Regions from separate parts of the Homo sapiens genome. Here all the other regions are linked to region 2. The links are chromatin contacts, found by Hi-C or POLR2A ChIA-PET in ENCODE. All regions are on one chromosome and are shown on one strand. Each heading gives the region's core, a stretch centred on a gene start or an enhancer-like site at or near the end of the contact. The rest is flanking DNA. Distances are from core to core; before and after follow the strand shown.

Region 1 (4,589 bases), core at 675-3,174, 140 kb before region 2:
GGAATCCCTGTATCTGCCTGTGTACCTCCCATTGGGGGCTCGCCTGGGCCACTGTGATCATGTGCTCTTCCCTGGTCCCAGGCTGTCTGGCACCTCCCTGTCACTATCACCCCTGCACTCCCCATACACGCCGTACCGACAGGGTACAGTGCAAACCTTCCTTCATGTGCCAACAGCAGTGGTCTCCAGTCGTGACATGGACCAAAGTCCCAGGAAGCAGGTGATGGCCTCTGTGGCCCAGCCAGCCTCCTTCCTGCTGGCCATGTGGAACCATAACTTGTTGTGTCTCTCTTGTTCCAGTCTCTTTGGCTACTCCACAAGTTACCCCAAATCTTAGGACTTGGAAGGACAACAATTATTTTGCTTGTGAGTGCATTTTGGGCAGAGCTTGGCAAGAATAGCTGGTCTCTGCTGTCCTCAGGAGCATCTGGGGAGGCTCAAAGGCTAGGGCTGCAGCCCTTGAAGCTCATTCTCTTGCTTTTTCTCTCTCTCTCTCTCTCCCTCACTCGCTCTTTGGCATGGCTGGTGCTAGCCATCTATCTGCTGGGACCTCCACCCAGGCTCTGCTGGGACACCCACCAAGGCCTCCTCATGAGACCTGGGCTTCCTCACAACATGGCGGCCAGGTCCCAAGGGGGAGCTACCTGAGAAAGCAGGTGGAAGCTGTATCTTTTTTATGACCTAAGTCTTGGAAATCACAGCATTGCTTCTGTGGACTGGAGTGGTCACAAGCCCACCCATGATCAAGGGGAGAAGACACTGACACCACCTCCTGATGCCGAGTGTGGAGGAAAAGGAAAATGTTGCTGGGCCCTTTTTGGATCCTGAGTGCCTGGTCTGGAGGACGTGTTCAGCACAGATCTGTGGAAGTGTGTGACTGTTGAAAATGTTCCTGGCAGCTCTCTCAGCATCAGAACTCTGCATTCCATCCTACACAAACGTGGATCTGATCACACTGCTTTCCAGGCAAGGAGCCTCAGGTAGCTTGAGGCTGTGCCTAGGACACAGCCTGGTGTGGGATGTGACTCTGCAGCCTGAACCATGTCTTCTTCCCCAGCCTGCCGGCTGGCTGCCTCCCACCATTGCCTGTTCACAGTCACACCTGGATGTGAGAAGGGAAACAGTGTGGACTGAGCAGTCCTGCCTTGGGTGGTCCCTCCCTCCCACCCCTTGAGGATCTTGGTCTTTAGAAGAGGCGCCCGTGGAGAGGGATGTTGTCTAAATCAAAGCAACAGAGAGGACGAGCTGAGGGACCCATAGAATCCAAGAGGCAGTGCTGGGGGAGGCTGAGGGAGGAGAGAAGACTGCACTTTGTATGCTGCATTGGTTTATAAAACCCTCAAATTTGGTAGAGATATTGCAGTTCCTGCCTTGTGAGTGGAACAACACCCTAAGTCCAAGTAGCAGAGGGCAGAGGTCAGAGGTCACCTCGTATTTGCTTTTAGCTGTTCACTTGCAAAATTTCCATTTTAAGTCTACATTGCCTGGGGCAGGCAAACACAACCTTTGATCCTACTTCTGCTTTCTGATCCCAGGACTTATTTGAGTCTCTTGTTTATCAACTGTCTTCAATCCCAAACCCCATGGGGCTTCCCAGGAGCCACCTAGAGGCCACACTGTTTTCCAGGACCTTGGCTGCTGTCTTGTCCTGGGGCTGCGCAGATAGGAAGGTTGACTTATAACCTGTCATTGCCAGTGCTGGGCCCTGGAGGGTGCTGGGTCCCTGTCACATTGTCCCTGTGTCTGTGTCTGTGCAGAGGTGCTTGTCAAGTGCATGTGCGGAACCAGCTGTCCTTTTACAGCAGAGTGTACTCTGAAAACAGCTTTATCAGGCAGCCTTCTGAAGAGTTTTGACCTGGGGCAGCTATATTGCAGCCGCAGCTTGCATACAGATGAGTTTCTAGGAAAAGGGAAGCAGGATCTGCCTGGCTGCTTTCCATCAGCACAGCACGCTTGTGACGGGCTCCCATGCTGCCTTTCTCCCGAGAGATTAAATGGAAATGTGGTAACTTTCAATTTTTGGCTCAATTTTTCTCCCATTCTCCCCATTCACTTTTTTATGATATTGGAAGAGGTTAGGTTTGCAGAAAAATAGTTCAGAAAGTGGGTTTTCTAATGCACAAAAACCAAAATCTTGTGATCTTTCTATTCTGGTTTGTTTTTTTTTTTTTAAAGAAATGCAAAAAGTTCTGGGAACACAGCTGTTTACCCATGTTAAAACCAGTATGTTTCTGTCTTTTTCCCCTTTCTGTTTCTGTCTCCCTTTTTAACGTGTAGCTGCAGATAGCAAGGATGAAGAAGTCAAGGTTGCCCCCAGGCGGTCCTTCCTGGGTATGTACCCTGCGCGTGCACTGTCCGCAGCACGTTCCTTTTGCTTCATTCCTGCAGCTGTACTTCCTCCTGTTGTTGCTTCCATCTGTGCATGTGCGTGCGTCATCTTTACCAAGCGTGGCCGAGTCTACAGCAAACTAATCAACTCCTAGCTCTGCTGTTTTCAAGCATGAAGTAGTTACTAGAAGCCTGTCCATGCTCTTCTGTGTGTGGGGAGATGGGGGCGGGAAGGGGAAGCAGGAGGGAGACAGGAAGGGAGGAGAAAAATTTAGATGACAAATTTTGGACTTTGTTAAATTTATTCCAAAGTATTTTATCCTTTTTGATGCTATTGTAAATGGAATTGTTTTCTTAATTTCAGTTCTGCTGCTTCATTGCTACTTTATAGAAATGTAATTGATCATTGCATGTTGATCTTGTATCATGCAATTCTGCTGAACTGGTTTGTTCTAAGAGTTGTTTAGTAGATTCTCTATATATGATTCTGTCATTTGCAAATATAGTTTTAATTCTTCCTTACCAATGTAGTTGCTTTTATTTCTTTTTATTGCTTATCCTGGTTATAGGCGGTGAGAGTGGATGCACCTATCTTATTCTTCATTTTAGTGAGAAAGCATTCCATCTTTCATCACTAAGTAGATGTTAGTTAATGGATTTTCCATAGTTGCCCTTCATTAGGTTAAGGCAGTTCCCTTTTATTCGAGTTTGTTGGGTGTTTTTATAATAAAAGAGTTTGCCAAATGCTTTTCGTGTCTGTTGAGATGATCATGTGGGTTTTATTTTTTATTCTACTATGATGATGTACTACATTGATTGATTTTTGTGTGTTGAACCAACCTTGCATTCTTGGGATAAATCCATGTGGTCATGGTGTCTAACACTTTTTATCTGTTGCTGGATTTTATTTGCTAGTATTGTATTGGGGATTTTTTGTATCTGTATTCGTAAGACATGATGGTCTGTAGTTTTCTTGTGATGACTTTGTCTAGATTTAGTATTAGGATAATACTGGCCTTATAGAATAAGTTGGGAAATGTTCCCCTCCTTTTCTATCTTTTTAGAGTTTGCAAAGGGTTGACACTAATTTCTCTTTAAATATTTTTAGAGTTATCCAGTGAAGCCATCTGGGCTTGGGCTTTTCTTTGTGGGAAGTTTTAAAATTACGAATTCAATCTCTTGTTATAAGTCTATTCAGATTTTTTGTTTCTTTGTAAGTCAGTTTTGGTAGTTTGTATTGGAATTTTTCCATTTCACCCAAGTTATCTAATTTGTTGACATATAATTTTTCTTAGTATTCCCTTATAATCCTTTGTATTTCTGGAAAGTCATTAGTAATGGTTCCTCTTTTATTCCTGACTTTAGTAATTTGATCCCCTCCTTTCCTTTCTTTTTTTGGTCAGTCTAGCTAAAAATTTGTCAATTTTTTGTTCTGGTCAAATAACCAACTTTTTAAAAGGTGTTTCTTTTTCTTTTCTTTCTTTCTTTCTTTCTTTTTTTAACACAACACATCCACATTGCCTATCAGAGAACCAATTTTTGGTTTTGTTCATTTTCTTTATTGTTTTTCTATTCTGTGTTTTATTTCACTCCAATATTCTTTCATTCCTTATGCTTGCTTTGGTTTTAATTTACTCTTTTTCTTAAGGTGGAGGTTAGAACATTGATTTTTTTTCTTTCTTCCTTTTTAATGTAGTTATTGACAGCCATAATTTCTCTCTAAGCAGGTGCTTTACCTGCATCCTATACTTTGGTGTGTTGTGTTTTTGTTTTCATGCACCTAAAAGTATTTTAAAATTTACTCCAAGATTTCTTCTTTGACCCACTTATTAGGAATGTGTTAACTTCCACATATTTGTGAATATCCCAAAATGTCTTCTGTTATCGATTTCAAATTTATTTCCATTATAATTGTAGAATATACTCTGTATTATTCCAGTACTTTTATTTATTTATTTTTAATATTTGGAGACAGAATCTTGCTCTGTTGGCTGTGGTGTGATCTTGGCTCACTGCAACCTCTGCCTCCTGAGTTCAAGCAATTCCTGTGCCTCAGCCTCCCAAGTAGCTGGGACTATAGGTGTGTGCCACCGTCCCTGGCCAATTTTTTTTGTATTTTTTGTAGAGACAGGGTTTTCACCATGTTTACCAGGCTGGTCTCAAACTCCAGAGCTCAGGGCACCCACCCACCACAGCCTCCCAAAGAGCTAGGATTATAGGCATGAGCAACCACGCCCAGCCAGATTCCAGTACTTTTAAAT
Region 2 (4,946 bases), core at 374-2,873:
GGGAAGATGCGGACACAGCAACCCTTTGTGGCAACAGTGGATAGTCCCGAGAATGTGACATCTAAGGTGACCTCATCCCCAGAATGTACCACAATGCCCCCCAAATTCCCTAAGAAAGCCCGGCAATCCCATCCCTCTAACTAGGAATTCCTAAGGAAGAACCTTCAGAGGCCAGCTGTGTACCCTGCACCATCCCAGAGAACAGGGGTGGGGGAGGAGGGTCCCCTCTTCCGCGGTTCTGCTTGGGGTCTCGGGAAGCCTCCTGGACTCTCAGCAGAACGAAAACCACTCAGGGCTGAGTCCGTGCCCCTGTGGCATGTGGCCCGCGGGGTCACCCAGCTGCCTGGGCAGGGCTGAGGGTGGAACAGCCTCTCCACTTAATCACTCTGAGATCTCCCAGCTGGGTCAAAATCCATTATTTACAATCTGCCCGGCGCTCACTTTGAGCGCACGCGGAAGCCAGAGGTCTCTGCAGGCAGAGAAGGGGGGACCCATGAGGCTCCCGCAGGGAAAGGACTTCCTGGAATTCTCCAGGCAGGTCGAATTGCTCCCAGACCCTTTGGAGGAGGTGACAGAGGGGGTCCCCGCAGCCCCTGCTGTGTGGGGAGACCCCGGGAGCCAGGCGCGCGGGCGGGGGCTCCACCGGTCACTCCGAAATCGCAGAATGCCCCAGGGTCTCCGGGACTTGTGGGTTTAGGGGAACGTTCGGGACGCGGAGCGGGCCCAGTTCACCTGCCGGACGCCCCCTCCGTCCATCCGAACCCGGGAGCCCCGCAGGAGGGACCCTTCTCGTCCCCAGTGACCACAGTCCGGACCCGGGCTGCGCTCGGCGGGCAAGGCTGGGAGCTCCCCGGGCCGGAGGACGGGGCGCATGGGCTCCGGGTTTGCAGAATTCGCGGCTGCGGGAGCTGGGTCTTCTCTCCCCCAATTCGGGCCGCGCCCCGGCTGGTCGGAGGAGGCAGAGTAGGGGTGCGGCCGTGTGTCCGAGCGGGAGTGGGGCGTTCATCTCCGGGGAGAAGGGGGACCGGGAAAGGCGCAGCGCGCCGAGCATTCGCCCACACCCCGCCCGCTCTCCGCGCGAGCCGGGTGCGCCCCCAACCGAACCGGGGCGGGCGCCGGGAGAGTCGGGTTTTCCCGAGACCCGCGCCCCTTCCTCGCCTTCGGCTCACCCGGGCTCCCGCAGGACCAGCGCGAATAGACGGGGCGATCCGCGGCCGAGACCTCCATCCACGCGCGCGGCGCGGCCAGACCGGCGAGCGCCTCCGGCCCGACGCCCCCCTCGACTCCCGGACTCTGGGCGCTGAGCGGGAGGGGGAGGCACCAGCCCCGCCCGGCCCCGAGCCGCCCCCGCCCCCTTGGCCCGAACAGGGGGATTCCAAGGTCCCCTTCGACCCTCCCGCGCCCGCGCGCACCGCGCACCCGGAGAAGAAGCTGCGCGCGGAACCATCAGACAGGAGCCCGCGCCCCCCGCCCCACCGCCCACTGCGGCCCCGGCTCCTTCGCCGCGGACCCCCCACCCCCGGCCCCACGGCGCGCTCAACTTTACCTGCGGTCCAGACTCCGCGAGCTCCGGGCTCCGCTTACCCGGCCGGCGGCCTCCTCGGGGCGGAGCGCGGCGTCTCTGGAGCCGGCATCCCGGACTCCGGCGCCGCCCCGCGCACCGCCCCCGTCCCAGCCTTCAGTGGCGCGGCGCCCCCTCGCGACATCCGCGGGTCCCCAGGAGCGAGCCGACCCTCGGCTGGGTTTGGAGCCGGGGCCAAGTCCACTCGGAGGGAGCACGGAGCCCACCCAGCTGCCCTTGGGGGCAGGAGGCCCAGGCCCCACTCTGCACACCGCCCCCACCAGCGCACGCCCTGGCAGGGGCACACACGCTCACACTCACACAGGTGCACACTCACATCGGCAATCTGTGCAACTCATACGCTCACTGCCACACTCATAATCACACACACAGGTGCACACACATCGGCAATCCGTGCAACTCACACGCTCACTGCCACACATAATCACACACAGGTGCACACTCACATACTCTCATAACCCCAGTCATTCATACTCACGTACATGCATACACACGCTCATAACCACATTCATCCAGGCACACATGGATACACTCATACACACACGCATGCACACTCACACACAAACACTCTCAATGTCATTCCAGAGGCACGGGCTGCCTCCTGCCTGCTGTGACCACTCCAAAGCAGCCTTTGGGGTACAGGGGAAGAGACGAGGAACCCGGCCCAAGACTCTGGAAGGACAGGACTGTGGGTTTTCAGTCAACAGCCAAGGCACTTCTCGTTGAGCGGATCCCCAGGAGACGCCAGCTGTGAGGACTCCGGACGCTTCTGTGGGATGGATCCTGGAGCCGCAGCGGAGCCTCTAGTGAGTGGATGTTTCTCATTTGCATCCACAAAAAGGAAATGTTCCTCTCCAGCTCCAGCCGGAGCACCAGGTCTTGGAAGGGAGGCTCTTCTCCATGGAAACATCTACCGGATTCAGAGCAGGAGGTGCCTGCACTGCTGCCTCTGAAAGGGCAGAGGCTGCTTTTTGGGGGGGCAGCTGGTGGTTAGCGGAGGCCTTTGAGGCTGAACAGATCTGCCCCTGGGGACATTGCCCTGGGGATCCAGTGGACGTTTGCAGCTGCAGGAGGCAGAAGCAGCCAGGACCCCTTTATCTCAGAAGCCCCTGTTAAATACACTCATTAGAAAAGTAAACGAGATAACTCAGATTGCGCTGTCTGTGCTGGAACGCAGGGGTTGCCCTACAGCTGGTGGTTTGGACGTGGGGGTCTGAAGGGTTTCTCAGGCTGTGCATTCTCTGACCTCGGTCTGTTCTTCTTGGTCCAGTTCAGCCCTGGCTGCCTCTTTCAGACCCTGCACCTTGACCCAGTCTCTGGTGGCTGTGACCGTGCAGAGTGCAGTCAGCCCATCACCTCCCTTTTGCAGACTCTATATCTACTGATCCAACCAAAATGCTCACCAGCCTTTCCAGGCACCACATCACGTTTCAGACAGCCCTGGCTTGCTAGTCAAAGCTCTAGGTCTGTGCAGTTGTTGGGTTTTTTCCCCCATGATTTTCAGTTACTTGATTCTTTAAAAGTCTAGGTTTTGTATATTACAATTTGTCCCTAGTACATTTTATTTCGGTAGTTTTTATTAGGTTAAACTTTTTCATGAGCCTTGTCAGATGTTTCAGAATCTTAATTCTGTTATGCAGCTTATTAGCTTCCTTCTCATCTGAAGCCATTGGACAACTGCTCAGTCGAGCTGGGCCATCCAAGTCATCAGCATAATTCATGTTTCCAAAAAAAGGGGTCACACCGGCAAGCCCAGGCCCCCGAGCACTGCCTGGACGCCAGCTGCGACTCCACGCCCACCCTGCTGATTCATTTCCCATTTTGTTTGGGAGGATGTCAGTGGAGACTTTCAGAAATCAAAATACAATGAATCAGGCATCTGAACTAGTAAACCTGCCAATATCACACAAAAAAGACAACAAATAATGTGGTCTGTTTAATAAGTTTTTTTTAGTATTGGCTAACGTTCACCAATCTGGGGGGGTGGTGGTGCTGCATGAACCCCGTCAGCCTGGAGTGGGGAAGGTCTGTGTACCCTGGACCGAGGTCCTAACGCGTGGTGCCTCAGTTTCCTTGTCTATAATAGCAGAACGCACTTCGCTGTTTTACTAATTAAATGAGACAACGCTAGGACATGTCTGGCTCACGGCAAACAGACAAACAATGATCATCATTGTTTTAGGTGCTTGCAAAACCTGTCACAATCTGGAATGTTTCCAGAATGCTGAAACACTGAACACATCTGCAAACTGAGTCTTGAAAATGGGACCTTGAACTTACAGCGAGGACGCAGTGCGGCATCCTGCCCAAGGGCAGTTCACACCTGCACAGCATGCGGATGAAACACGTCCCTTGACAGGCGATTTGTACAACCCATTTCCTTCTCCCTGTGATCCTGTAAATCGGTCCCGTGTCTCTCGGACGTGGGCAGGCCTCGTGTGTGTTTTTCTCCCCCTGTGATCCCGTAAATCGGTCCCGTGTCTCTCGGACGTGGGCAGGCCTCGTGTGTGTTTTTCTCCCCCTGTGATCCCGTAAATTGGTCCCGTGTCTCTCAGACGTGGACAGGCCTCAAGTGTGTTTCTCTCCCTCTCTGATCCCGTAAATCAGTCCTGTGTCTCTCAGATGTGGACAGGCCTCAAGTGTGTTTTTCTCCCCCTGTGATCCTGTAAATCGGTCCCGTGTCTCTCGGATGTGGGCAGGCCTCGTGTGTGTTTTTCTCCTCCTGTGATCCCGTAAATCGGTCCCATGTCTCTCAGACGTGGACAGGCCTCAAGTGTGTTTCCCTCCCTCTGTGATCCCGTAAATCGGTCCCGTGTCTCTCAGATGTGGACAGGCCTCGCATGTGTTTCCCTCCCGCTGTCATCTTGTAAACTGGTCCCATGTCTCTGGGACGGGGCCTCGTGCGTGTTCCTCGTAACTCGTCTCTGTGCTCTTCTCCTCTCCCTAAGCCGCAGCGTTCCTCACCGTGTGCGTCTCCTTCCTGTTCATGGTTCCTGTTGCTCCATCTCTGAACTTTGGATGTTTCACGTGTTCCCTTTCTTCTGATTGTTGTTGACAGCAGACTTAGGCAGACACTGAGGGTGCTGGGCCTTCCAGATGCTCAGGTCCCAGGACCCCTGCACTGTGATGTCCTAAGCAAGCACTGGTGATGGGCTTCAAGGATACAAGGATGCGGGGACAGGGCCACAGAGGGTGGGACTCGCTCCCGTTCATGCTCATGACTCCCCTTTCTAAATCACACACTCACTGTCACACTCACAATCACACTCACACAGGTGCACACTCACATTGGCAATCCGTGCAACTCACACACTGCCACAGTCATGCACATGCATCCACACACTCATACCCACATTCATCCAGG
Region 3 (4,564 bases), core at 1,093-3,592, 190 kb before region 2:
TCTCGATCTCCTGACCTCGTGATCCGCCCGCCTCGGCCTCCCAAAGTGCTGGGATTACAGGCGTGAGCCACCGCGCCCGGCCAAAAGTTTTTATTAAAGAAAAGATTTATCTGGAGATGGATAGTGGTGATGGTTGCATAATATGAATGTACTTAATGTCCTTAAAAATTAAGGCGATAAATCTTGTTATAAGTAACACAATAAAAAATGAGTTTCAATAAATTATTTGGGGACATTTGAGTCTTATGCCTTAGCTTGGAACAACTCTCCTGTGAATAAAATGCTTGTGATGTGTTAAGCAACTGTGTTTGTATCTGAAATGAGTGACTACCAAAATGACGGTAAGGAATTTTTTAGAAGGCAATAGCCTGACCTTAGTAAGGGCTCAGATTTCTCCAGTGTGTACCTGGTGCCAATGAAGTACAGGAGATTTTGTTTTATCATCCCATCTCATGGATGAGGAAACTGAAGTTTGTTGAGATAACTTATGCAAGGCACAGATGAACCTGAACACGCCTTTATGTAACTAAAACCCTCACTGTTAACCACTATGCTTATATTCTGTGCCTCTGCTTTACTCAATTATAAAATGAAAGAGATTTAGATGATCTCTAATATCCTACCAACCTGAAATTGTTTCATTACAATAAAGCATTTCGTATATAATTGGGAAATATTCTGTATTATGTAAAAAGCTTAATCTGGCAGTGAGCTGCACTTGTGATTCTAGTATTTAAATTGTGGGTGCATATTATCAAAGCACCTTATGGTGCTGTGTCCCAGAGGAAACCAAACATGGAACCCATTTCAATCCCCATGCCAGCAGGCTCTTCAGACTGTAGTTCTCACCATGCCACAGCCCATCTGAGAGACACCACAGCATCTGCATAGTGATTTGTTGTTGTTTTTGAGATGGAGTCTCACTCTGTCACCCAGGCTGGAGTGAAGTGGTGCGATCTCAGCTCACTGCAACCTCCACCCCCTGGGTTCAAGCGATTCTCCTGCCTCAGCCTCCCTAGTAGCTGGGATTATAGGCGGGCGCCACCATGCCCGGGTAATTTTTTGTATTTTTAGTAGAGACGGGGTTTCACCATGTTGGCCAGACTGGTCTTGAACTCCCGACCATAGGCGATCCGCCGGCCTCGGCCTCCCAAAGTGCTGGGATTACAGGCGTGAGCCACCGCGCCCGGGCGTGATTTGTTTTAAATTTGTCATCTAAAGGACCACCAGGATAGCTAGATAGTAGACAAGAGTTTTACTATCAATATCAGTTTGCAAACCAGGGAGTCTCCAGCATGAACCCAAAGTGCTCTCTCAGAAGAACAGAGGTTAGAGGTTTTATTTTAAAAAGAGAAATATTAACTTATTTCTCTTTGAGAAAGTTCACTGGCACTAGTAAGGGTTTGGGGAGCTCTGACTGGTGAGCGAAGCCAGGGGGCCAGATCAGTCCTGGAGGTGGAAGTTATGCTGAAGCTATGGAATAAAACTGGCTTTAGGTCGGGCGCGGTGGCTTCTTCCTGTAATTTCAGCGCTTTGGGAGGCCGAGGCGGGCAGATCACTTGAGGTCAGGAGTTCAAGACCAGCCTGGCCAACATGGTTAAACCCCGTCTCTACTAAGTACAAAAAAACACTAGCCGGGCTGGCGCCTTGTAGTCCCAGCTTATGGGGAGGCGGAGGCAGGAGAAGCGCTTGACCCCGGGAGGCGGAGGCTGCAGTGGGCCAAGATCACGTCACTGCACGTCTCAAAAAAAAATTTTTTTTCTTTATAAAAAGACAAATTAAAAAACCTGGTTTCAGGTTACAACAGGCAGCTCAGCAGCCGGCCTGATGGTGACATTCCTCAAGGACGGCCTGCCCAGTGCTTCCTCCCTACCCCGCTGCTCGACTCTGCTGTGGTTGGGTATGGCAACAACGACACATTTTTATGATCAAGTTTCACAAATGACACACATGAACTGTCTTAGTAACACACAGAAACAAGCACCAGAAAGGAAGAAAACGAGCCGCAGTGCCGGGCATTCCGGGCCTTTCTGGACGTCCCCATCCGTGGCTGGAGGACAGCCCGGGCGGCGGCGGGCGGCCTCGGGGCGGGAGCGTGGGGGCAGGGCACGGCGAGCCCGGGGCTTCTCAGGACCACCAGGCCGCCTGGACGCTGGGGAGGAACCCCCACTCCGACAGCTGCTATGACGGAACCAACGGCGCTCCACGGTGCCCAGGTCGCCGCCGCTCCACCCGGCCAACTACACGTTCGCGCGGCGCCTATACGCACATGCCGTCAGCACGCACGGCGCTAGCGCGCGCGCATGCCGTCAGCACGCACGGCGTCGGTGCGTGCGCGCCCAGACGTTCTGCCGGGTGGCAGTCCCAGCGGAGTTTGCGTGTGCGGGCGGGACCGGATTTCGTCCGTGGGCCCGGGGGCGGCGGGGGCCGGGGAGTGAGGGGCCGGCTGAGCCCACCTCGCTGGGCCCTCCCTGGCGCCCCGCCTTGGGCGGCGGCGAGCGCGCGGGCCGCCATGTCGTACATGCTCCCGCACCTGCACAACGGCTGGCAGGTGGACCAGGCCATCCTCTCGGAGGAGGACCGCGTGGTCGTCATCCGCTTCGGCCACGACTGGGATCCTACGTGCATGAAGATGGACGAGGTCCTGTACAGCATCGCCGAGAAGGTAGCGCGCCGGACTCTCCCGCTCTGCGGGCTGTGCTTCCGCATCTGCCCCGCGCCTCTGCCCTGCCGGCGTCGCCTGGGGGCGCGAGCTGTTCCCCGAGGAGGGGCCGCGGCTCCGTCGTTCAGGCGATTCCTCCCCTCGCTGCGGTCGAGCGCTCTCGGGGACTGTGCCGGCGTTTCACGCCTTTTTCTGCGGGGAGCTCTTGTAGTTTTTCATATTTTAAAGGGTTTATGATCCCCCTCCTCTCAAATGAATTAATTATTTCTGTTGATAAGGCGTTTTTCCCAAACTTATAGTTCAGTGAACAAAATGCACTTGCAGGTTTTATTGAGAGCGCGGATCCTTAATTTAAAAGGACGTCTTTTTTTGGTACCTGAGTTATTCGTTGTATGCATAAAGCAGGACTTTCATGTTCATAGCATGAGAAATCCTGCTTTTCTGTGGGTGTGTTTTTTTATCCCACCACGCTTTTTGTGAGTCATGTGGTTTACAGCTTACAGTGATTGAGGTGCAGTAAACATCAGGAGAAAATAGAAATATGCTTTGTTAGAATTAGTTCTCTGAATTTCTAATATTAGTACACTGAGTGGTCTTGGCATTTACTTGCTGACAATAAAAGTTGTAGGACACTATTTTATAACCAGATTTCATTCTTTTTCTGTGGTTCCTCATAGCAATTTTAGGATGACTTTTATTGAGGTTTTGCAGCTGTAGCAATAGGGCAAAGGGCACAAATACTAGGGTGTTAATAAAATATTTGCCATATTAATTTTCCATAAGTAATTTGAGAGGTTATTCCTTTTAATGAAGAGTAAAAGTAACATTGAAGCTATCTTTTCTTTCACAGATGCTAAAAAGTAGGCCTGGGTTAAAATAACTCCTTTGAGTAAAGAGTAACAGATGTAAGGACATATTTTATATTCAGGAAAGGAAAGACTATCTGGCCTGCCATTTATTAATTTTTGCTATTTCTTATTTAGTAGGAGAGGCATGAAGTTAGGAACTGTTGTTATATTTTAGTTATTACAAGACTCCCTTGGAGTGCTTACTAGAATGCATCTGTGATTCTGATTCTATGGGTATGGGGTGAAGTCCAGCAATGGCTTTTTAAAGAAGCCCCTCAGGGAATTCTGATGCGACTTGACCTTGAACCACCTTCCATGGGGGTCAGGGATGGAGGTGGAGTAGCTTTAGTACCAGCCATCTCGCAGCCTCTTCCTCCTGGACACTGAGGACTTGAGGAGGGACCTAGGGAATTCGGGAGAGCAGCAGTTCTCTCACACGCTGGGGGTTCTGCCAGCCGGGGATTAGAGATGATGAGAGAGGCAGTGCCACACATCAGTTTGTCATTGCTTGAGCTGTAGTGGACAAGGGCAGATACTGGAAATCCAGCGAAGAATTGACTAAGAGCAGTTTCCCAATAAGTAAATCACTGCTGTATTGACTTTGAGTTATGAATTCTAGAATCTTTCACTGTTCTACATTGCAGGTGGTGGCATAAACATCGGGTGGTGTTCAGATCCTGCTGCCGGCAGCTCGAGGCTAGGATGGCTGGAGATGTGAGGGCCTTTGTCTCATCACATCCGAGCACAGCTCAGCAAGATGCTCTTAGCTAGAAAACAGATTTTATGTGTTAATGTAAGTGTTTAGGGTCTTTGCCAGATTTGCTCTTTTCCAACTCCTTTATGTCCAATTTCTTTGTTATTACAGAATGAATCACTGTATCACTAGTGGACACACATAGTGGACACACACTTAAGGACAGTTGAAATGGGCTCACTTTGGGGTATTTTTTTTGGTCTTTTAAAATAGTCTGATTTTTGTTTTTGTCCAAAAATTTGGATAGCTTTATTAATAAACTTTTAATGCGAATATTATAATATAGTTATTAAAAGGGCA

Evidence for each region. A loop is a pair of places that touch in the nucleus more often than their neighbours do. ChIA-PET counts read pairs that join two places held with the same protein, here RNA polymerase II (POLR2A). Pooled maps may share reads with other maps.
Region 1: a loop to region 2 is called in a map of lower leg skin, with 2.1 times the contacts of the local background. The contact joins the enhancer-like site here to the promoter of KCNG2 in region 2. A Hi-C loop is called at or near these places in 2 of 168 maps with a recorded cell type or tissue (lower leg skin and posterior cingulate gyrus), 1 of 37 single-sample maps with no recorded cell type and 2 of 50 pooled maps. POLR2A ChIA-PET finds 5 or more read pairs at or near these places in 1 of 52 experiments (common myeloid progenitor, CD34-positive).
Region 3: a map of mammary epithelial cell shows a loop between it and region 2 (14-fold over the local background). The contact joins the promoter of TXNL4A here to the promoter of KCNG2 in region 2. A Hi-C loop is called at or near these places in 7 of 168 maps with a recorded cell type or tissue (CD14-positive monocyte, GM12878, endothelial cell of hepatic sinusoid and 4 more), 8 of 37 single-sample maps with no recorded cell type and 15 of 50 pooled maps. POLR2A ChIA-PET finds 5 or more read pairs at or near these places in 2 of 52 experiments (CD8-positive, alpha-beta T cell and GM10248).

What each region holds. Positions count from the first base shown.
Region 1 is chr18:79,931,711-79,936,299 of GRCh38, reverse strand. SLC66A2 (solute carrier family 66 member 2) reads left to right here. Exons shown (of 6, transcript NM_025078.5): 4 at 2,278-2,331. Among named protein-coding and RNA genes, the nearest start is that of SLC66A2, 18 kb to the left of the region's middle. Within about 2 kb of position 1,924, at least 9 of the 41 ENCODE cell types and tissues checked have a DNase peak (open chromatin) inside an H3K27ac peak, as active enhancers do.
Region 2 is chr18:79,794,615-79,799,560 of GRCh38, reverse strand. It overlaps KCNG2 (potassium voltage-gated channel modifier subfamily G member 2), which reads right to left and starts at 1,623. Exons shown (of 4, transcript NM_012283.2): 1 at 1,547-1,623. RefSeq lists a silencer at 1,573-1,812 and an enhancer at 1,744-2,340.
Region 3 is chr18:79,986,341-79,990,904 of GRCh38, reverse strand. TXNL4A (thioredoxin like 4A) reads left to right here and starts at 2,342. Exons shown (of 3, transcript NM_006701.5): 1 at 2,342-2,665. The coding sequence starts at 2,513. RefSeq lists silencers at 1,960-2,249, 2,290-2,529.